Linked DNA regions of Mus musculus: all the other regions are linked to region 3. Evidence: chromatin loops called from intact Hi-C (ENCODE). Cell type or tissue: left cerebral cortex. All regions are shown on one strand. Links, peaks and the distances in the headings refer to the core of each region. The heading gives the core; the rest is flanking DNA. Region 1 holds the start of Mir6904 (microRNA 6904). Region 2 overlaps Parp1 (poly (ADP-ribose) polymerase family, member 1). Region 3 overlaps Acbd3 (acyl-Coenzyme A binding domain containing 3).

What was found. Hi-C counts contacts between places; a loop is a spot of excess contacts. Peaks named below come from ENCODE experiments on the same cell type or tissue, not always from the same donor. Only the 100,000 strongest peaks of a DNase experiment are listed, where the experiment ranks them.
Region 1: it touches region 3 in a loop (2.2-fold over the local background); 5 of 42 quality-filtered maps call a loop at or near these places.
Region 2: it touches region 3 in a loop (3-fold over the local background); 6 of 42 quality-filtered maps call a loop at or near these places.

What each region holds. Positions count from the first base shown.
Region 1 is chr1:180,580,680-180,591,088 of GRCm38, reverse strand. Parp1 (poly (ADP-ribose) polymerase family, member 1) reads right to left here. Exons shown (of 23, transcript NM_007415.3): 6 at 8,215-8,331; 7 at 7,183-7,359; 8 at 5,099-5,246; 9 at 3,688-3,828; 10 at 2,929-3,168; 11 at 2,662-2,730; 12 at 2,307-2,439; 13 at 1,496-1,691. It overlaps Mir6904 (microRNA 6904), which reads right to left and starts at 3,888; the gene lies at 3,822-3,888. In left cerebral cortex, for the core only: no CTCF peak of the experiment used is centred there; a DNase peak (open chromatin) is centred at 3,084.
Region 2 is chr1:180,595,599-180,606,007 of GRCm38, reverse strand. It overlaps Parp1 (poly (ADP-ribose) polymerase family, member 1), which reads right to left. Exons shown (of 23, transcript NM_007415.3): 18 at 8,620-8,718; 19 at 7,645-7,797; 20 at 6,928-7,055; 21 at 6,354-6,415; 22 at 5,798-5,912; 23 at 5,009-5,558. The coding sequence ends at 5,477. Among named protein-coding and RNA genes, the nearest start is that of Mir6904, 14 kb to the right of the region's middle. In left cerebral cortex, for the core only: no CTCF peak of the experiment used is centred there; a DNase peak (open chromatin) is centred at 8,256.
Region 3 is chr1:180,739,224-180,749,632 of GRCm38, reverse strand. It overlaps Acbd3 (acyl-Coenzyme A binding domain containing 3), which reads right to left. Exons shown (of 8, transcript NM_133225.3): 6 at 4,376-4,562; 7 at 2,555-2,839. Among named protein-coding and RNA genes, the nearest start is that of Acbd3, 18 kb to the right of the region's middle. In left cerebral cortex, for the core only: a CTCF peak has its summit at 5,456; no DNase peak of the experiment used is centred there.

The sequences.
Region 1 (10,409 bases), core at 2,082-4,581, 160 kb after region 3:
TCCTGGCCATGAAGGCAGAAATGGGTGAGTACCACGTGTTACAGTTAATCTTGGGCAGTTTTATTTTCTATACCTTTCTCAAAAAAATTCTGAAACAAGTGCTTAGGAGGGTACTACCCTGTCCACCTCTAAGTCCAAGGGCTCAGTCGCCATTGTTTATTATTATAAACTTGTTTATTTTTTTGAAACAGGGTGTCACTCCGTAACTCAGGTGACCCTGAAATATACTATGAAGACCAGAGTGAGATCTGCTGCCTCTGCTCCCTGTGCACCAGGACTAATCGTGTGCCATCAAACTGACCTGACCTCTAAAGTCTAATTCTTAATGCAGAGCTCATAACACTCTACAACAGAAAAAAATCCTCTCTAAGGGATGCCAGACCCCAAAGGCGTGGAGTTAAAATCTGTACCCATTCATAAGTCTATTTTTACAAAACTAACATGTACACGCCCCTGGCTACGATTACTAACCCTACATAGATCTTCTTAAGATCTCTGTGGCCTTAAGCAATGATGTTTTACCAAGTATGGCGCACACACACACGCCTGCAAGTCCAGGTTTGGAGGCTGAAGCCAGATGACTGACTGTTAGTTTGACTTGCTAAACAGCAACCCTCCGGGTCCACCAAAACAAACATCTAGGCATAAAATGTCACCTAAGAGGTAACTCAATGCTGCCTCAGGGCCCACAGGGAGACTTTAGGATAGACAGGTGATCTATACCAGGGCAGAGCACATCAGCTCTCCCAACCCGCCATCATTTCCCTCAGTGCTGACGTGGATTCCACTGGAATCTTCTACAAGTTAAGCATTACAGTGAAGCCCCAGAGCAGCTTCAGAAACCACCTTTCCTTGGTATCTCAGAATCTCTACTGCCAGTGGGCGTGACAAAGCTTGTAACTGCACACCTGCAAGCCCAGCGCTCAGGAGGCTGAGAGTCCAAACCCAGCTTGAGCTCTCTCCACTCTGTTCTTAACTTATCCAAGTTTCATTCAAAGTCTTATGGTATAGTATACATTTTACAAAATGTTTTCTGTAGCTACTGAGATGTTCACGTGACTTCTACCCTTTGTTCTCGGGGCATATTGAAACGCCAACTACCTCAAGTTCTGTTTGTATTACCCTGAGCTTGGGGTACTTGTACCCTGCTTGACTGACTAGTTACGATTTTTATGTTAGAGATGGTGTTCAACGTACTCTTCTCACGATCTTGGGTGAAACTGGCCTCACGGCATGAGTTATGTTTTCTTCCAAGTTGGGGGGAAGAATTTGTTGCCCTAGTATTCTTTTTTTGGTTTCTCTGTGTAGCCCTGGCTGGCCTCAAACTCAGAAATCCGCCTGCCTCTGCCTCCCGAGTGCTGGGATTAAAGGCGTGTGCCACTTCTGCCCGGCGTCGCCCTGGTACTGTTAATTCTTCTCTAAACATGTGTCACTGTTCAGTGTCACCACCTGAGTCACCCCGTGGAGTTAAAGGGACAGATCTTGCTATGATTACCTGGCCATAGTCAATCTCCAGAGGGTAGAACTTCTTGGGATACTTTGTGAAGTTTTTCGAGTGCCAGGCATTCCCAGTCTTCTCTTCATACAGCTTCATGAAGTGCTCAACAGCGTCCTCTTTGGAGGGCATCTGCTCAAGTTTGTTACTGCCGATAACTGTGCCCACCCGGCCCCAGGACCGGAAGATCCAGTACCTGTAAAGGGACAGAGACCAGGGTGAGCTTCTGCTCTGTTAGGCCTTCCTCCGTAAGGGCAGCTTTAAAAGCGCACTCTCTCCCTCATGAGTTGGTTGAGAGGTGCTGCAGGTAGAACCTAGGGCCTTGAGCACACTAGGCAAGCGTTCTACAACTCTGAGAGGATGGCTAAACACACTGAAACTATCGCTATCATCCCAAAAAGCAGTGAATAGCATAGAACAATAAATGTGAAGCCAGGTGTGGTAGTGCACACCTTTAATCGAAACACTTGGGAAGCAATAATAAGTGGATCTCCAGGCCAGTTTGGCCCACAAAGGTTCCAGGAGAGCCAGGGTTACAAACAAAAAGAATAAAATGTAATCTTAACGTGTTCCATAATAAACCATGGGTTTGTTTTGTCTTTTGAATGGCTAAGAGAATAGCCTAGTAGGAGTGGTGAAGATACACTGTGATGGCTGAGCACAGCAACATAACCAACAGCCATAGTGGCTATTCCTTATGGGGAGACTTCAAATACTGGGTTTTTGTGAAGGTTCCTCTTGCTTCAGGCCCTGCAGTGGCCTGCCTTCCCAAGGCAGGCAGCACACACTCGGTCTGGAGGCCTGGGCTCACCTGCTCTCCTTGTCGTCCTCCAGAAGCTGCAGTTTGTAATAGGAGTTCGTCCCTTTCACAATGTCCACCAGGCCAAGTGTGGCGCTGAACACCTTCCCACCTTTCTCCAGGACGTGTGCAGAGTGTTCCAGACCTGCCCCAGAGGCAAAGCTCCTATAGTTTTCTCCCTTGAAGGGCTAGGGTGCAATAGAGGGTTCTGTGGGCCTACGTGTCCCCAGTAAGTTTCATGTCACACCACCTTTAGAGGTCCCCACTGACCCACATGCTTCCAGGACTGGCCTGCTCCCTTCTGGCTACACTGACTGGAGATATCTCCTAATCTCTTGGGGTGCACGGGGAGGCTCTGACCACTCACCAGAGTCAGGATCAACGGCTGCTCCTCCCTTCAGAGTTAATTTCATCCTCTTTTCAGATTTGTTGACACCTTGGAAGGAAAGGACAGAGGAACTTAAAGACTCAACCAAGACAAAGGCAGGAGAGTTTCCAGAGCCACGTGTCATGGCGCCGCACACCACCTGCTGCCGAGGGCCTGCTGCTTTGTGTCCGCTAACACTGAAGGACACTGCTCGCTGCAGCACTTAGGGACAGAACAAAAGTCACAGGCAGGTCAGTTGGGCCTCACCTTCCTCCTTGACAGCACCCTTGCTCTTCTTGGAGGGTGCAGCTGACTTCCCCTTGGGGGCCACCACTTCACCAGGCTCTGCCTTCACCTCAGCCCCCCACGAGGACAAGCTGTGGGCCGAGAGCAGCTCTTGGAGGCTTTTAGTGGAGGCAGACACGTCCTGGAGGAAGTCCTCACACACAACTCGAACGTTGGCCGCTTTCACTTCCTCCATCTTCTTACTCATCTTCTCCACCTCCTCTGTTTACAACCAGACAGGGAGAAAGGAAAACCCCAACGATAGACTGAACGCATCCTCACTACAGCCCGACAACGCCAATGACCCCATCACCACCAACTTCTCTCCCAAGCTATAGCTGAATCTCATCCCAGCAGTCACGCTCCAGCGCCTGGCTGCCCCTTGGGTATGCAAAGCCAAGGGAGGCTACCTTCTCTAAACCTTGAGTGTGGTATCAGGAGGCACACAACTGAAATGGACTCTTAGGCCCAGACCCCTAACACTCAGCAGGAAAGTCTATAACATAAATGCGGGCCTGGGCTCCATCACCAGACTACAAAGTAATTAATAACCTCCACCTACCTACAGAGGACCCAGGATACCCCATGGAGCACTGGGGAGCAGTGTAAGCTTACGGGACTGAGCCACTGTGAACACATATACTACAGTACAGATCCTAGCTTTACATCAGGCTACAGTGGTGAGTCTGACCCCTAGCTGTGCCACACCAACCTTCACCACATTTGAACCACTGAACTTACTTTTAGTGCTGATACACAAGGAGGCCTTGTTGGCAGATCCTGTCAACTTGCCTCCGAGTTTCTCAATCACAGCTTTTGCTTCGTCCTTGTTCTGGGAGAGCTTCCCAAGAGTCAGGATCTTCATGTTAGACAGGGGCTTGTCTGGGGTAAGAGATCAGAAGCAACAGGCTACGACCACTCAACTCTAACCCCAGGAAAGGATGAATGGAGGCAAGACAAAACAGCTGGCTTTAGGAGAAACCATAGAAGCCACAGAGCCTGGCCAGCCTTGGTCTTCACTCTTTTCTTTGGGAAAACTTTATGAAGACAGGCGCCAACAGGCAGCGGGGAAACAGAGGGCAGAACAGCAAATCAAGGACCCAACCCATGAGTTCTGCAACTGAGAAAACTGGGTAGGGCATAGGCCACACACAGAACAGGTGACCCAGGCTGGCTACCCGGGGACTGCTTGGGGGGGGGGGGGGCAGACTAGAAAGGCTGCATCTAGAGAGATGAGAGACCAGAAGGCTAGAAGAAGGTGGGTGGAGAGCTCTGAGTGCTTCACACTCTCCTCTCCTAACTCCTGAGTAAGAAAGCACAGTTCTTATTTGCAAATCAGACTTGTTGCTGACAAAGCTAAAAGGTTTGGTTAGCATGGCCACACTGAGCTAAGTTGTTCTAGGCAAAGGGTGGCCAGCCTTAATGTCAGGCTGGTGACAGCACTAACTGTCAGGTTGGTAAGGATGGGGTAAGGATGTTGGTAAGGATGAGTTGAAGGTAGAAACACAGCACTGGTTATAGCTAGGCCACAGGCCATTGCTTCGGATCTCCCAACTGGGAGATCTTGTCTGTTCTTTCTAGGGGGTGGATATTGAGGACATTACCTGTATTTCTCTTAAGGCTCTGTAGAGAACAAAATCACTGATTTGGGTATGAAGTGCAAACAAGGAGACCAGAAAGCAGATCCTACAGACCACCACGTGTGCAGCAACCCCCAGGCTTTAAGCAGCAGAGAGGACTTGGGGTAATGAGTTCACCATTATGGGCAGACTAGGTGCAGCTGGCCTAGTGCTCAGAAGCAGAACCTTGTCCTCTGCCCACTCCAGCACAGCCTCCACCTTTACAGCGGAGGAGTCTCCACGGGCCTGAAGGAGCAAGCGGCACTCTCCTTTCCAACGAGGCATTGACCTCACTGCTTCTGCGGCCTAGGTCATGCCTACCCATGACCAGGGTCTCCCTGGCTCTCGATGGTTGGCAGTACAGGGAGGACAATGGGCCTGGAGACTGGGGACCTGTTCCATGTTACACTGGTATATAACCTGAACTTGTCCCAAGGAATGTTAGCCCCACAGTACATGGATCACAGGACATCCTCCTCATTCTGCTATGTCCTTGCATGGCACCCCACCCATAATCCCTCCCGGAGCCATACCTGCTGGAGCAGAGGAGTTCACAGCTGTGGGTGCTGAGGTGACAGAGAGGGGCAGTGCCAGTGGTGCTGGGGCGCTGCTTTCTGGAGGGAATATTCGGTCCTGTTTTTTGACCTTTAACTTCTTGAGGTAGGATATTTCTCGGAATTCCTAAACAATGTTAAGTTTTAGTTTTAAAGACATTAGAGGTCTCTTAAAATAAACTTACAATAGATTAAGTGGGATTTGTCCTGTGAAATTAAATAATCTTTTAAAAATCCCTATAATTAAATAGGAAAGGCTTAAAGTTCCCAGGAAGAAAGCGTATATACTGTTGTTTTCACAGGGCTCATCCCTACATTTACATAATCCAGGTGCTACGGGTGACCTAGGTGAGAAACCTCACCCTTTAGGAATAAAATGCCAGCGAGGTGATCAGTTTGTGCTGCCAACCAAGGGATGGAGTTTGGCCCAGAGCCCACATGGTGGAAGAATCTCCCACAAGCTGTCCTCAGCCTCTACATGTGCCCCTCCTCAACTAAGGGTAATATTTTAAAACAAAATAAAAACCTTAGCTGACAACTTAGTGGGGGAAGCATCACTAGACCTAGGAGGCATACTGGGACCATCCTGTCCCCAAGTCACTTCTCTCAAGTGTCTATCATGTGCTATCAGGGGCTACCACATGGTTTAAAAAGCCCCCAAGAGTAGCACACTTAGGCCAGGGTTAGGGTAGGTGACAGACAAGTGCACACCTTTAATCTTACCACCTAGGAGGAAGAGGTAGGCAGATTTTTATAGGTTTGAGGCCAGCTTGGTCTACATAGTGAACTCTAAGACAGCTAGGACTACAAAGAGATAGAATGAACTATTATTAAACATCAAAATCCAAGGAACTACCCAGGTACAGGGGACCCTTACTACACGTTCCCCCAAGTAAAGGAAGCCAGCCCAACAGGCTGCACAGGACATTATAGAAGTGCTAGAAATAGGAAAACATGGAGCTGATGAAAAAAGATCAGTGGTTTCCAGAGGCTGGAAGTGGAAAGACAAAGAGAACATGGGAAGTCTTAGGGAACAGATGTTGTAAATGATGCTTTCCTGATGGGTACGTTCCATTCTATGTTTATCAGACCCTACAGACTGCACAACGCCAAGAGCGAGCCTTAATGTAACTTATGGGCTTTGGGTGATGTTGTGTCAGTGCAGGCTCATCAACTCCCAGGGTGCACCACTCTGATGCAGGGAATTTATGCTGCGGAGGGTATGCAGGATCCAAAACCAAGCAACAAAACACACCCAGTGACAGATCTTCACGTTTCCCAAAGGAGACAAGGCTAATAAGTCACTCACTCGTTAGGGAAGAGCCTGCTGTGAGCCCTCTTGCATTCACTGGGAATTAGTCATTATTATCATAATCATTAATTATTATCATAATTATTCTGAGACTTACAGTAGGCCTTGCCCTACGGAGGTTGGCCACTTGATGACGTCTGGTGAAGAGCAACCCCTGTGCTCGAGTCTCTACACAGAAGGGTAACTTTCCCAGCTGTGCCCACACTCAGTGAATGGTAAGCAAGGTGCCAGACACCTCAGACTTACCCTCACCAATGCCAGGTGGCATAAGCAGGTTAGATAGAGGATTTCTGCCCTCAAGAAAGCAGTCCTGTCTGAACTGAGTACAGCTAAGAGCCAGGAGGGGACAGCAAGCATCACCAGGCTGTAATGGATCTTGCAGCACCACCCCAAAAGACATAAGCAGGCAGGCTGCATCGATGGCTAATTCTGCTCAGTGTCATCTTACAACTGTCCTCACCAAAGGCAGTAACAGGCACACAATGCTATGTGAGGGAGGAAAGCAGACAGGCTGAGATTCTAAAGGTGAGAGAACAACAGGCAGGCTACAGAATGGCTATAGGCGGAGAAAGACTGGAAGGGAGGGTGGAATTACAGCAGTGAACAGAGAACTCTCTCCTCAGTACTGATATGAGAAAGGGTGAGAAACGCGCGGACTGTCACCTTGTGTGACATGCAGCATGGCCATGTCCAGAAGGTGGAGGGAGCCATGGTTTCCTGCTGACAGAGTCCAGGAAGCTCCCCACCTTACCTTTGGAGTTACCCATTCCTTTCGGCTAGGATTCTGTGTCTTGACCATGCACTTGGTCCAGGCAGTGACATCCCCAGTACAGTAATAAGCGTCGCTCTTAAAGACCAGCTGGCCTGAACACTCCTTGCAGGGCAGAAGGGCCCCAAACGCCATGCCGTCAGCAACTCTGTCCAAGATCTGAAGAAACATGCCAGAGACCAGGGCTCAGGAAAGGACAGTTACCAATGCAGATGGAGAAACTCTCACACAGGCTCTATCCCTGCAAAGAGGCTGTCTCTGGGCGCTACCTTAGCCCAGGTGCCAGGTGACAACACAGCCTGGGTTTTGTATGTTTTGAATCCTTATCTCCAAGTGAAGGGTCCTACCGCAAGCACTGCACCACACAAGTGGCCCAAGTAGGCACGGTGGGTTTAGCAGGCCTGGACATGTAGCAGCAGAGAGCAGCTCTCAGAAGAGTATGAACTAAATCCACGGCAAGGGCACCTGCCTACCTTGGTACTTCACCGGGTTCTAAACCAGGACAAACATGGCAATGTATGGTATGGCTGGGGTGGCCTACTGGCTGAAGGAGATGGTGACCATGATTGTTTTGAACAAAATCTCATTAAACATTGGATTTTCTCTGCTGCTCAGAGAGGCGGAGAAAGCACCTAGGAGACCACCCTCCTCAGCTGAGGACACCTCGCCATCTCAAAAACCCCTCACACTCAGTGTCCTGCCCTCTACTTCCGTACAGCCTTCTATCTGTCCTCTCGACTCCCTCTTACTGTTGTTTTCCTATGTTCACTTCCTGTCATCTGGCTGCTTGCCTACCTCTGACCTAAGGCTGACTTTACTTAATCCTACTTACAGTATACAGAAAGCTCCTGGATTAAAGGTGTTAGGGATGAGCCACACCACAACTAGAAACAGGTTTTTCCAAGCAAATGACATAATCTTGGAGGTGATCAAATATCCTGCAGCTCAGGATAAGCTCCACCGTCATGGAGCCTGGGTTTCCCTCCTGTGTGTCCCCACAGCAGGGGCACTCACCGCTGACTCTCCTGACGGCACCTGCTGCTGGTTGAAGATGAGCAGCTCCTTCAGGTCGTTGGTGGAACACGCTTTCTTCAGCTCGTCTTTGATATTCCAGATCAGCTCATTCTGAGCCTAAGGATGAGACCCCCAACTGAGATCAGTTCTTGTCAAAATCTTAACAGCTTTCTTAGCTTACATTTAAAAAGTTACATTCACTTATTAACGCGTGTACACTACTATGTTCCATAGGGCATGTTTAGAGATCCAAGAACGTGGGAGTTGATTGTCTCCTTCCACAATGCAAGGGCTTGATTTTATTGTTGCTGGTGTTCTGGGTTTTCTTTGGGAGGAGGGTCCTTTATTATGTAACTCACTATGTACATCAGGCTGACTGGCCTCTAACTCTGCCTCCCAAATGTTGGGATTAAAGATGTGTATTATGATACCCAGCCCCTAGTGTAGGCCTTGTAGATCAGGTCACTAGGGGTCAGTGAGGGGCTGCCTTGATCTTGGGGCCATCCCTGGGCACTGCGACATTACACAAAGAGGAGCGACTTCATTGCCATTGAGGCAGGGAGTGTGGGCCTCCTCCTTTTGGGATAATAAAAGGTCTGGGTTATACACTTTAGGAAGTCCAAGAGGTAACTTTTAGGGGGAGACTGGAGTAAGACAGAATCTCACTCAGGAACCCTGGCTGGCCTGACGTTCACTATGTAGCCCAGGCTACCCTCAAATTCATAGAAATTCTCTTGCCTCACTCAGTCTTTACTGGACTGTAAACGAGTTAATCAGGGCTAGCAAAATGGCTCAATGGGTAAAGCCACTTGCTACTGGCCTGATGACCTGAGTTTGACTCCATCATCCACATGGAGGCTTACAGCACCATCCCTAACTTGGCCCAGGTACCTGGATGCCCTTTTCTGACCTCTTCCAGCATCAGGCAAGCATGTGGTACATAAACATATACAGAGGTAAATAAAACACTCATTCACATAAAATTTGTATATATGATTGACTTACTTTGAAACCTCAACTCAGGTTACTAGACTAGGTAGACAGTGTTCTTCCTGGCCAGGCTCTACCGCCAGTGCCAGGCCCATCAGTGAGCCTTCCTTCTTCTGCATACCCTTGATGGGGCTGGGCTGGCTGTTTCTCCAAGGCTAGTATGACCAATTCCACCCTCAGGTTTACACCCCCCACACTCAGGCAAACCCCTGTACAATCAAAACAAAGCACAGAGAATCTCTTGTGCACTGTATGGCATCACCTGTCAATAGAAAAAGCTGTTGGCCTATTAGCTCAGGCAGGAATAGAAGGTGGGAGTTTCAGTGGGAGGAGAGGATGCTGGGATAGTTAGGTGCAGAAAGGGGATTAGCTGATGGAGATGGTCTGATGAACCTAAGAAGAGGTAACTAGCCATATGGCAGGACTTAGAATAAATGGGGTAATAAGATACAAAGTAGGGGAACTAGCTGAAGCTTTTGGCCTAGGCATTTATTCATAAGTAATCTAATCGCAGAATTGTTATTTTGGGAATTTGGATGAGGATGGAAAAGCCTACAATTACAATAAAGCCAGGCAATCCTCTCAGAATACATTTGCAAAGTATGAAGGAGACCACTTGTAAGTAAGACTGGATCCCTTATTGCATGGGTCCTGGTGTCACCCCCTCAGAAACCTGTTTCAAGAGACAGAAGTGACTGGAAATGCCTGGTCCCCATTATCTTTCCCAATACCCACTTGTAGATTTCCCTCACTTAAGCTCAAGCAGGTATATATGCGACCTCTTCTAGAACTGGGACTTTAAAATCTTGATTTCAATGTCTACAAAGTGCCTACTTTTTGCTGGTGTTATGTAGCATCTCATTCATTCTCACAACTATCTGCCAGGAGGTATGGCAGGGTGAGCCTCCACGCTCCTTGGGACAGCAGGCCAGGAGGGTTGAGCAGCAGGCTGCTCCTCCCAAGATGGAAAGGAGAGCGCTGGCCATACCGACACCAAGGAAAGACTTTAACTCCACTGACTGAGGCACCTACAAGCTCACTCCCTGCTTTCCACTCCCAGTGCTGGGCTCTCAATACCAACATCCTTATTACTACTCCCCATGGTAGGGCACACAGTGGGAGGCCAGAAGGTCTGTGAGCACAGGGCTCATGGAAATAGCAGACCTCTCTCTCTCTCAGTGATGAGTGTGCACTGGTCTCGGTGA
Region 2 (10,409 bases), core at 6,712-9,211, 150 kb after region 3:
CCACATGTTGCAGTGACTCTCCAACCACAGAAAGTATCTTTGTTGCTATTTCATAACTGTAAGTTTTCTTTACTCACTATACATCACATATGTATATATGTATGTATATGATCACAGTCCCCCTCTCTCTCCTCTCTTCCCAGTCCCACCCATACAAATCCCTCCTCCCCTTGGGTCCCACCACATTCTAGGGCATCTAGTCTCAGCAGGACTAGGCACATCCTCTCCCACTGAGGCCCAACCGGGCAGTCCAGGTCAATAAGGGGACCCAATGGCAGGGAACAGAGACCCAGACAGCCCCTGCTCCACTTGTTAGGGGACCCACATGAAGATCAAGCTGCACATTTGCTACAACTGTGTAGGGGGTCTAGGTCCAGCTTCTGCAGGTTCACTGGTTGGTGGCCCAGGGTGCACTAGCCTTCACGGTCCCAGGTTAGTTGACTATGTGGGTCTTCTTGTGGTCATAAATGTAATTTTGCTACTGTTATGGGTGGCACTGTTCCCTGGGTTAGGATCCTCAACTGTATACAGTGCTGAGCTGAGCACAGCTATTCATTGTTCTTGATTGGAGATGCAATGTGACCAGCTGCTTATAGTTCCTGCTGCCTCAACAGACTGTACCCTAACCCTTCCTGGGGTTGCAGAGATGGTTCAGGTTGCTTCTGTAGGGGAACTAAGTTTGACTCACCCTCCCGCAAACACACTCTCCTTAAGTTGCTGATGTCAGGGTGCTAAGACAGGGGTAATAAGAAAAAAAAAATACTTGGAGAAACACAACTTCTCTAGAGTCTCAACTTCCAGACTCGCCAACTCCTTAAGTGCCATGAAGCACCACCTATGAGAGCTCCAATGTCTTCTGGAAAAGCAGTCCTCTGGAGCTTCAAGATGCAGCTCATCACCCAGAAGCTGCTCGGTGGATGGTTCAAGAAGCCAAGGTGGCTGGCTCCATTCTCATTTTATCCAGGAACATAAAGAGCAATAGGTATCCCTGGGACATTGGGGACACCAAGAAGGCAGCACCAATGGTCACCTGCCCATCAAACCACTCGGAGAAACAAAACCCTTTAAAATTAGGTTTCTGAAATTCCCAACAAATGCTAGAATCATAGAAATCACAATTCAAAACTTTGGTTACTGGTTGTAACCCAAAGTAGCACGCTGGCTTATTCAAATCTAGAAAGCCCAGCCTGGTCCCTGGGTGAGTAACAGCGCATGGCTAAAATTAGCCTGGCCATCTGCTGAGACAGCAGCTGCCTATTCTAAGCCCTTGAGAGCCTGCCTGGAAGTGGGGCTGGGCTTCCCAGGGAAAGAGCCAGAGAGGCCTATGGCCTCGTGGTCAAGGGGAGGACAGGTCAGACAGTTAAAGACTTAAAGGGAGCCAGGTTCATAGAGATTGGAAATGCAGTGCTGGATCCAGATTGTATTTCCTAGCTTCTTACATTCTCAGGATGTCAGATGGATAGTGGATCGGCTGATTTAGAAGACTGTCACACTGTGTTTGGGGACTCAGATGACCTATGGAGTTGAAGGCTGTCTATGGACCCCATCTCTCATTTCTGTCCCGAGAGTATTGTCCTTCAGAGTAAAGACTATTTAAACGATTAACAGTCACTCATCCCCAGAAAACCTCCTCCTGAAGTTTGCTGGACTTAAAATTGCAGTCAACGCCCCTATGTGACCGCCCCAGCCTTACCTCTGATTGGACACAAAGCCTTAGCTGGTCCTTTTGCCATTTTTCATAGCCCAGTTTGTACTTGATTTTTATACTCTCCCCCTTTCCTTTTACATGAATGAGTATTTTTGCCTGCCTGCAGAGGCCAGAAAAGCATGGCAGATCCCCTGGAACTGGAGTTATAAATGCTTGGGAGCCACTGTGCAGGTGCCAAGAACCAAACCTGGATCCTCTGCAGGAGCAAGTGCTTCTAACCACTGAGGCATCTTTTTATCTTTTTAGCCCTGCTTCCCACCCCAACTCCTTTTAACTGGTACTGTTAATAAAATCCTTGCATATGCCAAGTCCAATAAAATCACTCTCTCGGGTATTAGCACATTCATTGCTAAGTAATGGATCCCACCAAGACAGTCCATACATATTTACCACAGTGTCCTCTTACCCTTTCTTCAATATTTTAAAAACTTTGTGTGTGCTTGTGTACTCAATGTCAGGATCCAGAAGTCAACGTTAGATGCCCCCCCCCCCCCCCCGCCTTCACCAGAGTCCTTCACCGAGGCTAGTTTTCCATCCCCTTGTTCTCAGCCCCAAATCAGCTTTTTAAATTATTTTTATTATATGTAAGTACACTGTAGCTGTCTTCAGACATTCCAGAAGAGGGCGTCAGATCTCATTACGGATGGTTGTGAGCCACCATGTGGTTGCTGGGATTTGAACTCAGGACCTTTGGAAGAGCAGTCAATGCTCTTACCCGCTGAGCCATCTCGCCAGCCCCCCAAATCAGCTTTTCATGAGACGAGTGTCTCATAGTGTAGCCCAGGCTGGCCTCTACCTTCCGAGTGCTAGGACTCAGTAATGTAATAGCATGCTCTCATCAGTGTGCACTGTGTATACTGTGCTAGCCCTGGATCTCAGCTGGCCTAAACTCATTCCTGAAAGCCAGGCCCTGATGTTTACAGCAAGGTCAAGTTCCAGGCACATCACTCTACAGCAGCTTTGAAATGTGCTGTGTTTGTTGAAGGATTGGTCCTCACCTCCCTAAGAGGGCAACACTCGAGTACAGTCAGACCACACAGAATCCTGATGGCCAGCACAGTGCAGGAACTCAGTGCTTCTCAGACAATGCAACAGGACAGTCTGAACAGCCAAGGACGGGCTGAACAGACGCTGCCCGAGGGCTGCTTACTAGGTGGGCAGAGCATGGCACTCAGACCCTCAATTTTGGGGTAAGGTTGTTGTTAGGTCTGTGGACATGCCAGCATGGGCCGAAGCACTGGCTTTTCATTTATAGTGACTTCACTTTTGGTTGCTGTGCTAGTTTGAATGATAATGGCCTCATAAGTTCACAGGAGTGGCACTATTAAGAGGTGGCCTTGTGGGAGGAAGTGTGTCAGTACGGGGTGGACTTGGAGGTTTCAGAAGCCCCCGGCCCCTTCCTTTCAATCAAAATGTAAAACTCTCAGGTCCTTCTCCAGCATCATGGCTGCCTGCATAGCACCATGCTTTCTTCCATGAGAACAATGGACTAAACTACACTTAACTGCAAACCAGCCCCAATTCAATGTTTTTTCTAGTCGGTTTTGGTGGCACATATCTTTAATCCCTTAATCCCAGCACTTGGGAGGCAGAGGTAGACCATCTCTGAGTTCAATGCCAGCCTAGTTTAGAGTTAAGTTCTAGGACAGAGGGGACTACAAAGAGAAAAAAAAACTGAGAGGGGAGAGAGGAGAGAGGGAGAGAGGGAGAGAGGGAGGGAGGGAGAGAGGGGGAGAGAGAGAGAGAAGAGAAGAGAAGAGAAGAGAAGAGAAGAGAAGAGGGAGAGACGGAGAGAGAGAAGAGAGAGAGGAGAGAGAGAGAGGAGAGAGGGGAGAGAGACCTTCCCTTTGTAAGAGTGGCCATGGCCAGGCGTTTCTTCACTACAGTAGAAGCCCTAACAAAGACAGCTGTCATTCTCGGGGCAAGGCCTGAGATCCTCCCCCAGCCCAAGGTCTCTTTGTGTAGCCCTGGCTATCTTTGAACGCAAGAGATCCATTTGCCTCCTGAGTGCTGCTGGGATTAAAACAATGTGTCACAACCACTCGGCTAAGACTTAGATTTCTTAAACATGGAGAACAGTACCAAGTGAACATTGCAAGAAGCCACTGCTTAGAATAAAGTAGTCAGAAGTGGGAATATGGACTTTAGGAGTCACCTTGTTCAGTAAGCCCTGTGAGGTACTTGCTCTTCTCTGCTGGTACAAAGGCGATGGTAGTTGACGAGCCCTACTGACAGTTTTCATCTACAAGGGGCTGGAGACGTTCAACACTTAAGAAGAGCTTGACCACGTGCCCAGGCAGTCACACCCCTCATCAGAAGTCTCACTTCCTCATGTCCCCCAGTCTGACTGCGGCCACACACCGGATTCTACAGGACAGAGCCCTAGACCACAAATGAAATAGAACACTTCATTTTTCTTCTTTCCTGTCTTGAGTGAGTTCTGCTTTTTGTTCCTCCCACCAGAAATCAAACTACCACCAAAACAACCCCAAACTTGTGAGTCCTTGAGTTAGGGATGGTGGGAGTCGATCCTGCGCCTGTCAGTCCTGCACTCGTCTGTGGAAGGTCAGGAGGGGCCCTGACTTTCAGAGCTGAACGTAACAGTCAAGCCTGATTTTCGAATTCCAGCTAGCTCTAGATGGCCCGTGGTTTTAGGACAGTACAGTGCAGAGATTCCCAACCTGGGGTTGCAACCCTTTGGGGATTGAACAGCTCTTTTATAGGAGACCATGGAAAAACTATAGAGAATTACATTATGATTTCATAACAGCAGATAAACTACACTTCTGATCAGAAGCAACAAAAACAGTTTTATGCTTAGGGTCACCGCAACATGAGGAACTGCATTAAAAGGGGTGCAGCCTTAGGAAGGCTGAGAAGCACTCATATAGCTGAGTCCTCCTGCCTTGCCAAGCACTGGGAATCTGGAGATACACTTTTGGGACTCAATGCTATAGAAGCTCATACCTACAGGGCCTATGGAGACTCCTCACTGTGAAGATAACCATAGCCCTGTCAGAGGAGATGAGGCACACAACACGAGAGTAGATATCCATTTGCATTTTAATTGAGAACTATAGCCCTTTGGGTGGCTGTACTGATTACAGACGGTTCAATTTGGAAGACATAGAATCCCAAATGCAACTTTGAACTGACCACACTACAGGCTCAGTCGCCCCAGTTAGGGGTTTCAGGTAGTCCCTTCTTTTGGCTATCCCATGTCTATCACTGAAAACCAAGCAAAACAAAAGCTCAGCAGACTAAGAGGGGGACATACAAGATAAAAAAGAAAATCTATATAGTATGAAATTAACTTTTATTTTTAGCTCAAAATAAATGCTTAACATTTTGCCAAAATTAAAGCAAAGATGAACCCTTGAAAAAAGGGAGGAAGCACATTTTTCCTTCCCTGGGGAAGCCAGTAAGGCAGACATCGTGACTGTGACGTGGTGTTTCTTCCCTCAGGACTAGTCTAGGCAAACAACAAAATCCTCTCCCCAACTTTTGCTCTACTGCCAGCTGCTGTCTATGGAGCTGTGGCTGGTAGGACAAACCACAAACAACCGGCCTGCCCCAGTGCAGCATGGACAAGGGACTTGAAACCAGAGCCCTTTAACCTGTCTGTATAAAACCCTTCCTAAGGAGATTCGGTGAGGGGGCCACCCTTCGGCGGCAGCATGGCTGAGGTTTTGTGGTGTCTGGTGCAGAGGCACTAGGGAGAATTGCCCCCTAGGCCCTGGGTGCTGGGCACAGCCCACCCCTCGCACTTTACCACAGGGATGTCTTAAAATTGAACTTGAGTTTCAGCAGGTATTTGAGATTCACCTGAGCAATGTCGTAGACAATGTACCTGGGGAGGGCAGTTGTCAAGGAGCCAACAGTTGAGTCCCCAAGATCTCTTACCCAACATGCAATCTCCTGAAAGTAGGGAAGGCTAGTGCCCAGAGAGACAGGTTTATCCATACAGCAGGGAGTCAGACCTCAAGTTGACACAGGAGACCACCCAAGAGGCAAGTTGTCCTGGGATCTAAGAGCATGCATACCTGCTGGTACAGCTCCAGAGCACACAGCATAGCCAAGAAAGGATACTCATTATACAGCAGGCAGGTGTCGTTGACACCAGATGGGATCCCTGTTCCCAGTGGAACCTCTACACCCTCCAGGGTGATGCTGGCCGAAGGGTCAGGGGTGGTTTTTCCCAAACCTGTAAGATGGAAGAGTCAAGTTCTAGGTTTAACAGGGGATGTGTAACAAGGGCTGTGAAAATGTCCTGGGCATACATCCATTTTATACAGGGTTTGTGTTCACTTTAAACAATCTTCAGATGCAAGCACAGCTACTGTAAAGAAGGTTTTGAGGCAATGCTCTAACCCAGTGAAGTCACCGTGGCCCAGATGACGTTATACTGTGGCGAACACCCCAAGGAGGCCTTGATCATCATATGCTACCCATTCAATAAGTCCAGGGGCACCAGAGGTCGCTCTTGGCCCTGATACCACGGCTTAAAAGCTGAGGCTCCCAGTGCCCTGACTTGGTTCCTGGTATTCCACAGAACTCCCATGGTATTATGACACGGGAATCAAACAGTTTTGTTTTTAAATGAACCTCCACCCGAATCTGCCGTGTCAGGCTGGAGGGACAGTACCTTTGACACTGTGCTTGCCCTTGGGTAACTTGCTGATATGTGAAGCATGCTTGAGTTCATACCTATTCAAAAGAGGACAGTCTCAGAAGAGCCTCTGGTCACAGGGCTCCTAAACCAACACCTTCCTCAGCATCTTTACTGGTACATAAACTAAGTGCCCACAGAGCCCTGTTCACCCTGGCACCTCCCTCCCCAGCTCCTGGACACTTCAGAGCCCAGAGCATTCTTCTCAAGTACAAAGCCTACAACAGTACCATTCCTGTGGGGTTATTTTCAAAGAAAGGCCTGTCTGGAGCTGTGGCCAGCTGCCTGACAGTTCCTGTCTAGTCTACCCTATGGCCTACTTCATCTAGTTCTGGTCACAGCTCAAAGGATAGAGGTTGCCAGAGGATGAAGGAATAGGGTCTTCTCTTTGAATGACCTTCCTTCGTCCTGGCTCCTGTTTGGTTTTCATAGCTTCTCTAACTCTCCCCTGACTCCTCCCTCGAGCTGCCATCTACTACTGCACTTAAAAGCCAAGAAGACTTCTTCTAGTCCACTCTGCCCACCCTGGCCTCAGAGTCCAGGTACTCACATGTTTCCAAGGGCAACCTCTCCCAGCAGTATTAAGCCAATCGGGTCTCCCTGAGATGTGTGGCAGTAGTTTGCACTTTTGGACACCATGTCGGCAAAGTAGATCCCTTTCCCAAACATGTAGCCTGTCTGGAGAGTTGGAAGAAGGACAGCTGAAAACCTTCCAGCAGTGAATTCCCACAAGCACTTTGCCCAGCCAAGGCCCACAGCCATCACCTCGGAGAGGGACGGCTCCCTCTATGGAAGGCCAGTGCTTACAGGTGGGCTGGGGAAGTCACGTGAGAGCGGACTCTTTCTCTTTACCAGGAAGTTTCATAAGGCTAATGTGAGCGAGTTAATGATCACTACTTAGACCAAGCCAGGCACACATACACATCCAGCAGGCACTGATGTCACCACTCAGCCACACACCAGTACCTAGCGTGAATGAGAGCTATAGTCACCAAGCCCTTTTCTTTCTTCTCCACCTTAGAGGGCCCGTTTACTTGGTCCGTTCTGTGACCCAGCAGGCAACATCCTCTAGCCCTTGTCCTATTTTTTAATGGTGGAAATTTGGGAGCTCACGGTTGCTGCCAGCTGAGGAAAGGAAGAGGCATGCCTGGGCTCCAAAGCCTGTTCCCTCCTGAGAGGGCCTGCTGTAGGCTGGACTCTCAAAGCACCGGGAGACCACTGCAGGGACAAATCCTTCCACACCGCCCCAGAGAGGACAGCCACCTACCACAGGCGCTTCAGGTGGGGCTATCCGCAGACCCTGCGACAGGATGCCAGCAAAGTTGGTGGTCCTGGAGCCGTGCCACAGCAGCCTCCGGTTGTGAAGCTGCCTGAAGGGCTTGTAGCGCTGGCTCTCCCCCTCGCGCTCTATCTTGAAGATCTGGGCAGACGGTTGGCAAGAGAGAGACAGATACAGTTACTCAGGTTCACCCAAGAGATGAACAGACTCGGGAGCTTCCGATGCTGACCACCTGCCACAGGAACACTTTAGCTTTGCCACACCATCCACGGGCTGGGATGGGATGACAATGCACGTGTCCCAAGGCTCCACTTATAGAGACGAGCCATTACAGACACCGGGGCTGACGTGCAGCAGGTACACACCTAAGGAACCTCTTTTGTAGGTTGTTCTCACTATGTAGACCAGGCTAACTTGGAACTAAGTACGCAGCCCAGGCTAGCCTTGGTCTGTTAAGCCTCCTGAGTGCTGGGATAACAGACGTGTACCTCATCTGGCCTGAGGAATCATAAACTCCCGGTAATCATGTTTTCTGACAAATCTGGGGCACTCTAAGTACACAGAAAAAGCCACACAGCCAACTGTACAGCAGCGCTCACTCTCCTGCTCACGTCACTTCTGTTTACTAAAAGTAGAGCCAGGCAGTGGTGGCACAAGCCTTTAGTCCCCGGCATTCAGGCAGAGGAAGGCCAGCCTGCTGCACAGAGAGAGCTTCGAAACAGCCAGGAATACAGATCCTGTCTCAAAACAGCCAGGAATACAGATCCTGTCTCAAAACAGCCAGGAATACAGATATACAGGAATACAAAGAAAAAAGCAAAAGAAAACAGAAAGAAGAGCAAACGGCTCATCCTCCCTGAGCCCGGCGGGACAGGCAGGGCAAACGGCTCATCCTCCCTGAGCCCGGCGGGACAGGCAGGGCAGGGAGACCCGGCAGCACGGAAAAGGGAAGAGGATTCTTACATCGATCACTTCCAGGTCATAGGCGTTGTGCGTGGTAGCATGAGTGTTCTTCACGTACTTCCTGATGACCTCGGCCTCTTCAGAATCTCTGTCAACCACCTGGAAAACAGGCATGCGGAGTCAGGGCGGGGGACACCCAGAGAGGAAGGATACCGATGGACTGACCTAAGGGACACCAGGAGCAGCTCACACTGCCAGGGACTGACACTTGAAGGCCGAGGCCAGAGCCTGACTGTCACTTCTTTATCCGTTTGCACTGCTCGAGAAGAAGCTCAGAGCTCTTGCCTATACGCTAGACTATGAGTCAAGCTACAAACACCAGGTTCACCATTACTGAGGTGAAACTATTCTGACCAGGAGTCCAGCTCACCGACGGAACACAAGGTGACATGATACAACTTCCCTCTCCCTACGCAGTCCTAGGGATGGGCCAAAGGCCCTTTCACATGCCCAGCAAGTACTGCTCTACCACCAGCTATCTGAGGCCAGTCCCCCGTCCATGTGTGCCGCGGCTGGCTCAGTGCGTGCCCAACCATGTGACGTCAATGTAACCCACACAGAATAAGCTGAGCACGTGCAGGAGGCTGAGGGTGGCCTTTACACTGTCTTATTGCAAGTTTGGAAAAACCGAAGAATTCTGATTATCTGTGCTGTCTCTCGTAGTTAAAAACAGGAGCCTCCTCAACAAGAACCTTAGCTTTCCTGCTAAAAAGGTACATTTGGCATCATATCCTACTTGTGAGGCAGGCACACTTAGGAACAGCTTAGCTACCTGGGACTCCACTTGCTTGGCCCATGTAGGCACCCTGTTCTAACACTGGGAGCCTCACTTGTTCATTCTGCACACATTCTCCTCCATCCAATGCACCTAAAGCCTCTGTCTGCCGTGGGCACACCGACCTCCAAACAAGGCAGTAAGTTAAGAACCATAGGGGCTGGAGAGATGGCTCAGCGGTTAAGAACACTGGCTGCTCTTCCAGAGGTCCTGAGTTCAATTCCCAGCAACCACATGGTGGCTCACAACCATCTGCAATGGGATCTGATGCCCTCTTCTGGTGTGTGTCTGAAGACAGCTACAGTGTACTTATATAAAATAAGTAAATCTTAAAAAAAAAAAACAACATAAAATTTAGATAGATAATATTCTAGTTATGTCTGGGTATGAGTAGGAAGGCTGATCAAGCCTCAGTTGGTCTTGGGTAATAAAATAAAGTAAACTGTCCTTTAAGCAGACTTCTGTAGAGACTCCTGTGCTGTCTGGTTTTATGCCAACTTGACATAAGCTAGAGTCACTGGAGGGGGCCTTGATAAGACTGGGCTGTAGGCAAGCTTGTAGGGCATTTTCTTCATTACTGATTTATATGGGAGGGCACAGTCCATTTTGGGTAGGGCTACCCCTGAGATGTTAGTGGTCCTGGGTTCTATAAAACAGGCTGAGCAACCCGTTGGGAGCAAGCAGTAGGCAGCCTGCCTCCACGGCCTCTGCATCGGCTCTTGTTTCTAGGCTCCGACTCTGACCTCCTTCCACGATCAACTGTGATGTGGATGCATCTTTTCTTTCCCAAGTTCCTTTGGTCATGGTGTTTCAATGGTAAGTACTCTAAATTAGGATAAATCCTCTCTTCACTATTTTATGCCTATGGGAAATGAGGCGCCTCGAATGACTGAAATCACATGCACAGGGAGAAGAAATGCACAAGACTGCCAATTAAAACAGAGAATCACCCAACCTACACTACTTTTGCAAACCTTTATTTCAATCCTTTGACTAAGAGGCCAAGAATCTGGAA
Region 3 (10,409 bases), core at 3,899-6,398:
CATCAGGTGGTTCACAACCACCTCTAACTTCAGCACTCTAACACCTTCTTCTGATCTCCACAGACCCATGCTCCCACAAATAAAAATTAATTTTTTAAGAAAAAAGGTATTTGGGGGCCAGCGATATGGCTTAGCGGGTAAGAGCTGACTACTCTTCTGAAGGTCCTAAGTTCAAATCCTAGCAACCACATGGTGGCTCACAACTATCTGTTATGGGATCTCATGCTCTCTTCTGGTGTGTCTGAAGACATCCACAGTGTACTTATATAAATAAAATAAATAAATCTTTAAAAAAAGAAAATTTGCCGAAATTGATCTTTGGGTTTTTTTTTTTCTTAAAAGAAAGGAAGAAAGGAAGGAAGGAAGGAAGGAAAGAAAGGAAAGAAAGGAAAGAAAGGAAGAAAGGAAGAAGGGAAGAAGGGAAGGAAGGGAAGGAAGGGAAGGAAGGAAGGAAGGAAAGAAAGGAAGAAAGAAAGAAAGAAAAAGAGAGAGAGAGAGAGAGAAATGTTTATGAGTAGACAACCCCACCTTCCCTTGGAGACACATACAGCACAGCTAAGGTCAAAGACCTCAGCTATGGTTTACCAGTTCTCTTCTTTATAAAACCTTATGATTGCCTTATATCTTAATGTTTACTTGTACATTTGTGCCTACTTGTCAATATGCGTATCCTATATAAGCAGGTGTGTGAGAAGGCCAGAGGGAGGTGTCAGAACCCCTACCTGAAGGTGCAGGCGGCTCTGAGCCTGCATCAGTGCTGAGAACGGAACCTGGATATCCTTGCAAGAGCAGTAAGTGCCTGAGCCATCACTCCAGTCCATTTTAACAGCTATTGGCCCAATGGCAATAATCCCCAAACTTATTAGCTAGGGGGTCAGAAGAGAAAGTAGGAAGGAATTTTCTTTTTAAAAATCTCTAATGGGGGGCTGGAGAGATGGCTCAGCGGTTAAGAGCACCAACTGCTGTCCCAGAGATCCTGAGTTCAATTCCCAGCAACCACATGGTGGTTCACAACCATCTGTAATGGGTTCCAACACCCTCTTCTGGTGTGTCTGAAGACAGCAACAGTATACTCATATACATAAAACAAACAAACAAACAAACCCTTAAAAAAAAAATCTTGGGCTAGTGAGATGGATCAGCAGGTAAGAGCACTGACTGCTCTTCCAAAGGTCCTGAGTTCAAATCCCAGCAACCACATGGTGGCTTCTAACCATCCTTAATGAGGTCTGATGCCCTCTTCTGGTGTGTCTGAAGACAGCTACAGTGTACTTACATATAATAAATAAATAAATTGCTGGGCAGTGGTGGCGCACGCCTTTAATCCCAGCACTCGAGAAGCAGAGGCAGGTGGATTTCTGAGTTCAAGGCCAGTCTGGTCTACAGAGTGAGTTCCAGGACAGCCAGGGCTACACAGAGAAACCCTGTCTCAAAAAAAAAACAAAAATCAATCAATCTTAAAAAAAATCTCTAGTGGGCAGGACAAGAGAACACCAACCAGACCTTAGAGCAGAGCAATTTCTTTCCTTCCTTCTTAGCTTTTTAAAAGACTCATTTTATGGGCATGGACTCTGACCTGCATGTATGCATATATGATGTACAGGAAGTGAGTGCATGCCTGGTGCCTGCAGAGTTCCTCTGAACTATAGTTATGGGCAATTATAAACAACTATGTAGGTGCTGGGAATCAAGTGTGGGTCCTTTTCAGGAGGGAATGCTGTTAACTACTGAGCCATCTCTCCAGCCCTTTGTCTTCAGTTTTTGAGACAGAGTCTATCTTAGTAGCCCAGGCTGACCTGGAACTCACTATATAGCCCAAGCTGGCATCAAATAATAATCTTCCAACATCAGACTCCTTAGTGTTGAGATTACAGTTGAGGATAATCACATCTAGCCAGAGCTAAGAACTAACTTTGTCTCTTCCTTTTTTGTTTTTCAGGTGCTAGGGATCTTGTGCACCCAGAGCACAAACCCTATCACTGAAAATACTCCTCAGGACTCTTATGAAGCATTCACAAAATCTCTTTCCGAGGAACACACACTTTCCTTTCCATCTATTTGAATGAGTCTCTGTTGTATGAGGAAGGCTGGCACAGGCTTAGCTCCTGGCCCCATTGCTGGGATGCAGGCAGTACTCACAGCTCAACTGTTCTTACTTTTCCTTGCCCCCTCCTTCTATTTTTGCTTTTGTTAAGTATTATGGGAAATGTCTCACTCTGTTGTAGTACTTAGGAATAAATATTGTTAAAAACAAAATGCCATCCCAGCACTCTGGAGGCAGAGGCACGAGAATTTCTGAGTTCAGGGCCAGCCTGGTCTACAGAGTGAGTTCCAGGACAGCCAGGGATACACAGAGAAACCCTGTCTCAAAAAAGCCAAAAAAAAAACAAAAACAAAACCTCCAACAACAAAATGCCAAAGCCTTGGAATTGGCTCAGCCATTAAGATAACTGGTTCTGGGGTTGGTGAGATGGCTTAGCTTTCCAATATATAAGACTGTAAGTAAAACAAGGTCCGTGAGTGTCAGCAGGACCCAATGAGAGCCAAGGCCTACCTTCCTCCTCCTCCTCCTCGTCACTGGACTCACTGACATGCACACTGACAGCAGCATTTGGAGAGTCTGTCCATTCAAAATAAACCCCAAACCCAATGTCATAACTGTCTGTGGCAAATTCCCAAAATAGGTATGATCCTTCCTCATGAGTCGGGACTCGGACGGTGACGACTTCTCCTCGACGTACTGTAATCACAGAATCTGCATCCTGCCGAATCTTCTCTTTAAAGTCTTTGATTTGTGGTCTTGTCCACATGGATGGAGCTGCAATCACTGGAAGAGAGTCTAAAGGCAACAGGATTTACAAAAGCTGAAGCCAGAGGGTTCTTAGCCTGCAGAGAACATCTGCACAGGGCTACCTGTGTTCTGACACCGAGCTAGCTCAGACCAAGGATGGAGGGAACAGAAAGGCTTCTCAGGTTATTATAATATCCAAGGTCAGAGGTGCTCAGAGGTCATCATACCCTTCAATAAAACAGAAGCCACAATCTTACAAGTGACTTTTCTTAACAATCTGCTTTCATTTCATTCTACCTGTTGAAAAATCTCAACCTCTGAGCATCTTAAAGTTCTAAGGGCTTTTCTGAAAAGAGCTAAGAGAAACAGAAAATCCTGGACAACATTAGAACCACTGGAGGGACTCATTTGGAAAGGACAAACATCTTGTTACTGAGCAGTATTCATGTTTACTGCAGAACTCAGCAGGTTTTCCAGTTAAGTTAATGGGATTCCCTTACAAGATTTCCTCTCATGTGCAAACCCTCGCAGACCCGGGTACGTAGCTCAGGTCAGAGTGCTTGCTGGGTATGCACACGTCCCTGGGCTCAGTCACTAGCACTACATAAAGTAGGAACTAGTACTCAAAGTCACCCTCAGCTACACAGTGAGCTGGAGGCCAGCCTGAGCTGCCACAAAAGGAAACAAATCAACAGTTGTGGTGGCACACGCACCCCTTTAGTCCCAGCACTCACTTTGGCGGCAGACAAAGCTCTCTTGAGTTGAAGGCCAGCCAGGGCTACAGAGTGAGATCCTGCCTCCAAAAAAAAAAAAAAAAAAAAAGTAGGAAGAGGAGAAGAAGAAAAAGAGGGGGAAGGGGAGGAGGAGAAGGAAGAGAACAAAACAAAATGCTAATGAGATGCCTCAGCAGGTGAGGCACTTGCCACCAAGTTTGATTACTTGAGGTTATTCATCAGAACCCACATGGTAGAAAGAGAACCAAATTATGCAAGTTGTCTTCTGGTCTCCTTGTATGCACACATATATTTATAGAGTAAATCAATAACTGAAAAAAATACTGGTATAAATTCTTGGTAAGACTAAAGTAAAGATGGTCTTCTCTGAAGCTATTTTTCTGTTACTTGTTCTAAAAGGTCAAGGAAGGTCAGAAAGAGTTTCAGGAATCCTCCTTACCACACATGCTTCAACCCAGCTCAGCACTCACAGGCTCAGGTGGGGCAAAAGAAAGAAAAATCACTTGAACCTCCCTATCCTTACTTCTAACTGCTGAATTCGACATTTGTCTAAATAACAAATCTCTGCTGGGATAAGAGGCGTGTGCCACCACAGCCAGTTTCATGTGGTGCCTCAAACTAAACCCAGGGCTTTGTGCAACTGCTCTCTCTCAACAGAACTAGATCCCCAGCCTTGCTTGTTGATGTCTGTGTCATCAGAAGCATCAGATTCAGAGTCAAAGAGCAAAGGAGCTGGGCTCACACTCACGTAAGTGCTCCCAGAAGCTACTTGGCTTAGCTTCCTGATCTTTGCTTTTCAGGAGGTCTAAGAGTGACACCTAGATGGATAAATATATGTGCTAAACCATACCTTTTGGTCCATTTTCCAAGGCTTCTTCTGCAGCTTCTGGCTCAAGGACTTTTTCGGAATTTTCAGTGTGGGTTTTGGCCTGTCCATTAACTGACAGTGTATCACTTGCTCCAGCTGTGTTCACCTTTGATGATGCAGGCAATGATGCCCCAGCCATCACTACTTCTTGCTGTTTCTGTAATGCTGCCTACAAATTGAGAAAAAGTTAAGATGCTCTTTCCAGAACGGCTAACACTTGCCTAGGAGTGAAGTTTGACACCATGCATTTGCTCTAAAGCATTCAAGAAATTACTAATTAACTTTTGCCAGCTTTATCATACCTGTAATAAACACTAATATAACACCAACTGACAGCTAAACATGATTAAACAATCAATCTCAGATAAAACTACTAAGGACAACAATTAAGTATAGTGATGTCACTGGCCTCCTTGAGTGTTGAGATTAAGGGCATATGCCATCATGCCCAGCAGTGATATATATTCTTAAAATTGAATAGAAGTAAATGTTTTTGTTTTTTTAATAAAATTCAACTATAGGCAGGGGATGATATTGCATGCCAATGATTTTAGCACTCATGATGAAGTCAGGCAGATCCGTGAGTGTGAGGCTAGCCTGGATTAAAGAGAACCAGCCCAACCAGGGACACAGAGAGATACTTTCAAACTACACAACTGGGTATGTTAAATATGCCAGCACAGCACTCAAGAGACTGATGTGGGAAAAAAAACCCAAAAACCCAACAACAGCACTTGAGCTTTCTCCCCATCCTCACCTTCAACTACAGAAGTTAAAATTACAGAAACTGAAAATTATACTTCAAAGAAACAAATGGCCACAGAAGATTCACAAAAACAGAAGTTATAATTGGTAAGTTTGACAGATATATAAAGTAGCAAACAAAACCCTCATACACGGACAACTATTCTAATATAGACAGAAATAAATATTCATAAAAAGGTTATAATCATAATTTAAAAAATTTTTTAATTTAGGGCTGGACACATGGCTCAGCGGTTAAGCGCACTGACTGCTCTCCCAGAGGTCCTGTGTTTTATTCCCAGCAACCACATGGTGGCTCACAACCATCTGTAATGGGGTCTGATGCCCTCTCTGGTGTCTGAAGAGAGCAATGGTGTACTCATATACATTAAAAAAATTTTTTTTAATTTAGGTTTTAGGGAGTTAATGTTAGCCTCATCAGGTGCTTATGTACTGAATCATACCCCGGCTCCAACAAAATGTTTTTAATAAAGTGTGTGTGAGCCAGGCAGTGGTGGTGCACATCTTTAATCCCAGCACTCGGGAGGCAGAGACAGGTGGATTTCTGAGTTCGAGGCCAACTTGGTCTACAGAGTGAGTTCCAGGACAGCCAGGACTACACAGAGAAACCCTGTCTCGAAAAACCAAAAAATAAAAATAAATAAAATAAAAAAATAAAATAAAGTTTGTGTATGTATGTGCACACACACATGTGCATTTATCCAATTATCCATTTACTGATTGATTAATTGATTAACTGATTGAGACAAGGCTTCAATAGTCCAGGCTGGCCTTATACCTGCATCTGCCTCTCCCCTAAAATTTAATAAAACTATCAATCAAGTTACAAAAACACACTGGTCTGGCCAGGTGGTGGCAGTGGTGCATGCCTTTAGTCTAAGCACTCACGAGGCAGAGGCAGGAGGATCTCCATAAATTCTAGGCCAGCCTAGACTATATAGTGAGTTCCACAACAGCCAGGACCACCCGAAGAAACACTGTCTTGGAAAACCAAGAAACAAACAAACAAAAACATTGATCTAAGGGTTATGATAATGAAGTGAGAGGTCAAATTCTCACTTAAAATTTTGTACTGGTCTGGGTACACCCTACAATCCCAGCACTTAGGAGGCTGAGGCAGCAGTGTCTTGAGCCTGAAGCTGGAGTGATCCACACAGCAAAGCAGGGAAAGAGACAGTACAAAGACATCTGCAAGGTCCACTGACACAGGCCAGTAACTCCAGATACTTGGAAGGCTGAAGCAGGAAGACTGAGATATGAAATGCCAGCCTGGGCAATTTAGACTCTTATCTCAAAATATAAAAAGAGGACTGGGGAATATAGCTCTCAGTGGTAGGATACTTGGCTAGCACCCAGCTTTTTTTTTTTTTGTTTTTTTTGTTTTTTCGAGACAGGGTTTCTCTGTAGCCCTGGCTGTCCTGGAACTCACTCTGTAGACCAGGCTGGCCTCAAACTCCAGAAATCCTCCTGCCTCTGCCTCCGGAGTGCTGGGATTAAAGGCCCGGCTCACCCAACTTTTTACACTGGGTTACACATCCATATGGAGGCCACAGCACTGAATGTGTGTGTGTATGGGGGGGTGGTGTTGAAATCTGGCAATAGTACAGGGTTTCTGAGTGCACAAGGACTAAAAAAATCCATTCAAAATTAGAGTATAATAAATCTGAGGTAGAACTGAGCTCTACTCAACTGCATGAAGGCAACTTCCACTCAGCCTTGGTTCTGAACACAGAACACGCATACTCTGTCCATGACTGTCATGTCATACAATACCAATGAAAGCTGCTGATATACCTTAGCTCAAAATCAAGATTTTTTAAAAAATATTTATTTATTTTTATGTATACGACTATACTATAGCTGAACAGATGGTTGTGAGTTTTCATGTGGCTGTTGGGAATTGTATTTAGGATCTCTGCTCGCTCTGGTTGGCCCTATTCTCTCTGGCCCAAAGGTCTATTTATTATTACCCATAAGTATACTGTAACTATCTTCAGTCGCACCAGAAGAGAAGGTTAGGTCTCATTATGGGTGGTTGTGAGCCACTAAGTGGTTGCTGAGATTTAAACTCAGGACCTTCAAAAGAGCAGTCAGTGCTCTTACCCACTGAGCCATTTCACCGGCCCTCATCATTATTTTATGTTATAAACTGCAGTGTTTTTATTACACACACAAAGTGGTCTTTACTTAGAGAAATAAAACAACTTACTCATGGAAAACAAAGACATTAAAACTTAACTAGTGTGTATTTAGATTGTAGGAGCTGGAGAGATAGTTCAGTGTCTAACAGTACTGGCTACTCTTTCAGAAAACCCATATTCAGTTTCCAGCATCCAAATGGTGGTTCACACAAGCATCTGCCACGCAAGTTCCAGGGTTCTGATGCCCTCTTCTGGGTCATGCAGGCACCAGGTATATACACATGCATAGATATACATTCAGGTAAAATACTCATACATATAAAATAAATAAATCTTCCCCCTCCAAAAAAGAAAAATTCCTGATGGTTGGTTAAGATGACTCACCATACAAGTTAGTTTTAATTGTCAACTTGATATAACCTAGAATCTGCTAGGAAAAGACTGGTGAAACAATGTTTATATTGGATTGGATTGGCCTGTGAGCAACTGTCTTTATAACATCAATTGATGTGATCCAGCCCACTGTGGGCAGTACCACTCCCTAGACAGGGGTCTGGAACTGCATGAGTGGGGAAACCCAGTTGAAAGCAACATCTGTCTCTGCTCTTGACTGTGGAGGTGATATGATCATCTGTCTCAAGCTCCTGCCACTGTGACCCAAAGACAGGGTCTCACTAGGCAACCTTGGTTGACCTTGAACTATCTGTATAGACTGGCCTGAAACTCACAAAGAGATCCAGTGCTGGGTTTAAACACCTCTCTCTGCCACTACATAAAACACAAGACTTTTAAAAAAATACTCTAAGGCTTAGACTCTAAATCACTTCCAAGGAAAAAGCACCAGCTATTCAAAAAAATGCATGCAACCAAAACACATCAGTACATTCAAAACATTACATGATGGTGGGAGAAGGTAATCTTGGAACTCTGCAGTAAAATCAATGAACTCCTCTGGATGCCACTGACTGGGACACTTACTTAGTGGATACAGCAGGCTGCAATCATTTATACTACTTTTTAAAAAACATATACTTTGGGGGAAGTTTTAAAAAGCATAAGAAGATCTGGTATGGCAGTACTTGTTTGTAATCCCAGTACCTGGGAGGTAGGGTTGGCGTCTCAGCCTGGATCACATAAGAAGTTTAGGACTACTGGTAGTAGTGGCATCTAAAAAAACAACCAAACCAAGCCAAATGAAAACAAACAAGGGGCTGGTGAAATGGCTCAGTGGGTAAGAGCACTGACTGCTCTTCCGAAGGTCCTGAGTTCAAATCCCAGCAACCACATGGTGGCTTACAACCACCGGCAATGAAACCTGACACCCTCTTCTGTTGCGTCTGAAGACAGCTACAGTGTAGTTATGTATAATAAAAAATAAACCTTTGGGCCAAAGAGAGTGGGGCCAACCGGAGCGAGCAGAGGTCCTAAATAAAATTCCCAACAGCCACATGAATACTCACAACCATCTGTACAGCTACAGTGTGTACTCATATATATATAAATAAATAAATAAATAAATAAATAAATAAATCTTAAAAAGAAAAAGAAGAAAGAAAACAAAAGGGCTGGAGAGATGGCTCAGTGGTTAAGAGCACCGACTACTGTTCCAGAGGTCCCAAGTTCAATTTCCAGCAACCACATAGTGGCTCACAAACCATCTGTAATGGGGTCTGATACCCTCTTCTGGTGTGTCTGAAGACAGCAATGGTGGTATACTCATATACATAAAATAAATCTTTAAAAAAATTATTAAAAAAAAGAAAGAAAACAAACAAAAAATCCAAACAACCCCTGCCCACCCTACCCCCCCCCAAAAAAAAAACAAAGGAGAAAGGTACAGGAACAATACAATAGACACTCTAGGCAGCTACACCACCTAAACGACAGGCACAGCAGTTTTGTTCAGTATTTACACAAAAGTTAATACTTCAGAGTAGTAAATTCTATTTCTTCCTTCCCCTCATGTAAAATTCATTAGTAACTGTAAGAAGAGAACCTGAGTGGTGATAAACTGTAAGGCTCAATTCTCAGGTAGCCCACTGGACCTATCTAGTCCCAGAAGCAACCAATTAGAATAGAATTTGATCATACTATTTCCAACTGCAACTTCTGTCCCATTTTTGAATTTATTCTACCAGAATGACTTTCTCCTCTTAAAGTAACAGCAGCCTATGAAGAGGACAGTGTGTAACAACAATCTTATTAATTATCTCAATGCCTATCAACTAAGCAGGAAAAGGGGAAGGGGATGATAAAGTAGAAAAAGGCTACCCAAGTGGAGAAGCATCTCTCAAAAAGGATGCTTGTTAAACTGGATTAGCACCTTATGATCCTCTTGTGGGCTATAGAGAACCTATAGACACTTTTAACATCTCATTGATTTCTAAGACTAGGAGAAGACAGGTCATTTTATTTTAAAAATTTCCACTTTCCTAAAAATATTATGGTATGACTGTGTGTATAGTTGACTTTGTCAAAAAGTGTCACAGCTCAATATAGTGAGCATTTATAAATCAATTAATTTACCTATTTCCATCTATTCCACCCCCCTCTCCCTTTTACTTGGTAATGGGGTCCTTCTAAGCTATCCAGATTAGCCTGAACTCTCAGCCACCTGGGCAGTTGGTATTACAGGTTTTTTTTTGGGGGGGGGAAGGGGGTTCGAGACAGGGTTTCTCTGTATAGCCCTGGCTGTCCTCGAACTCAGAAATCTGTCTGCCTCTGCTTCCCGAGTGCTGGGATTAAAGGCGTCCGCCACCATGCCCGGCTGGTATTACAGGTTTACATCACCAGGCCTAGCTACTATCCTTCTCTTCCTTTTATCATCCTGTGAGGTTAGAAACCTTCATCTTGTGTCTTATTCTCACAGAACAGAGGAAAAGCAGGAAATTGGAGCATCAGTAACACATCAGAAAGTCAAATGACAATGGCAGAACCAGGACAGAACCCAGCACCAGACTCTTTCCACGTCTTTCACTTTAATCACTTTCTCCTGTATTTTTGGTTGAGTCTAGCCTTTAACACCTGAGCCATCCCTCCAGCTCAAACTACCTAAATGTTGAAGCAAATGTTTAGGAATAGGATGCTGGAGAAGAGGTATATGCTGTCAT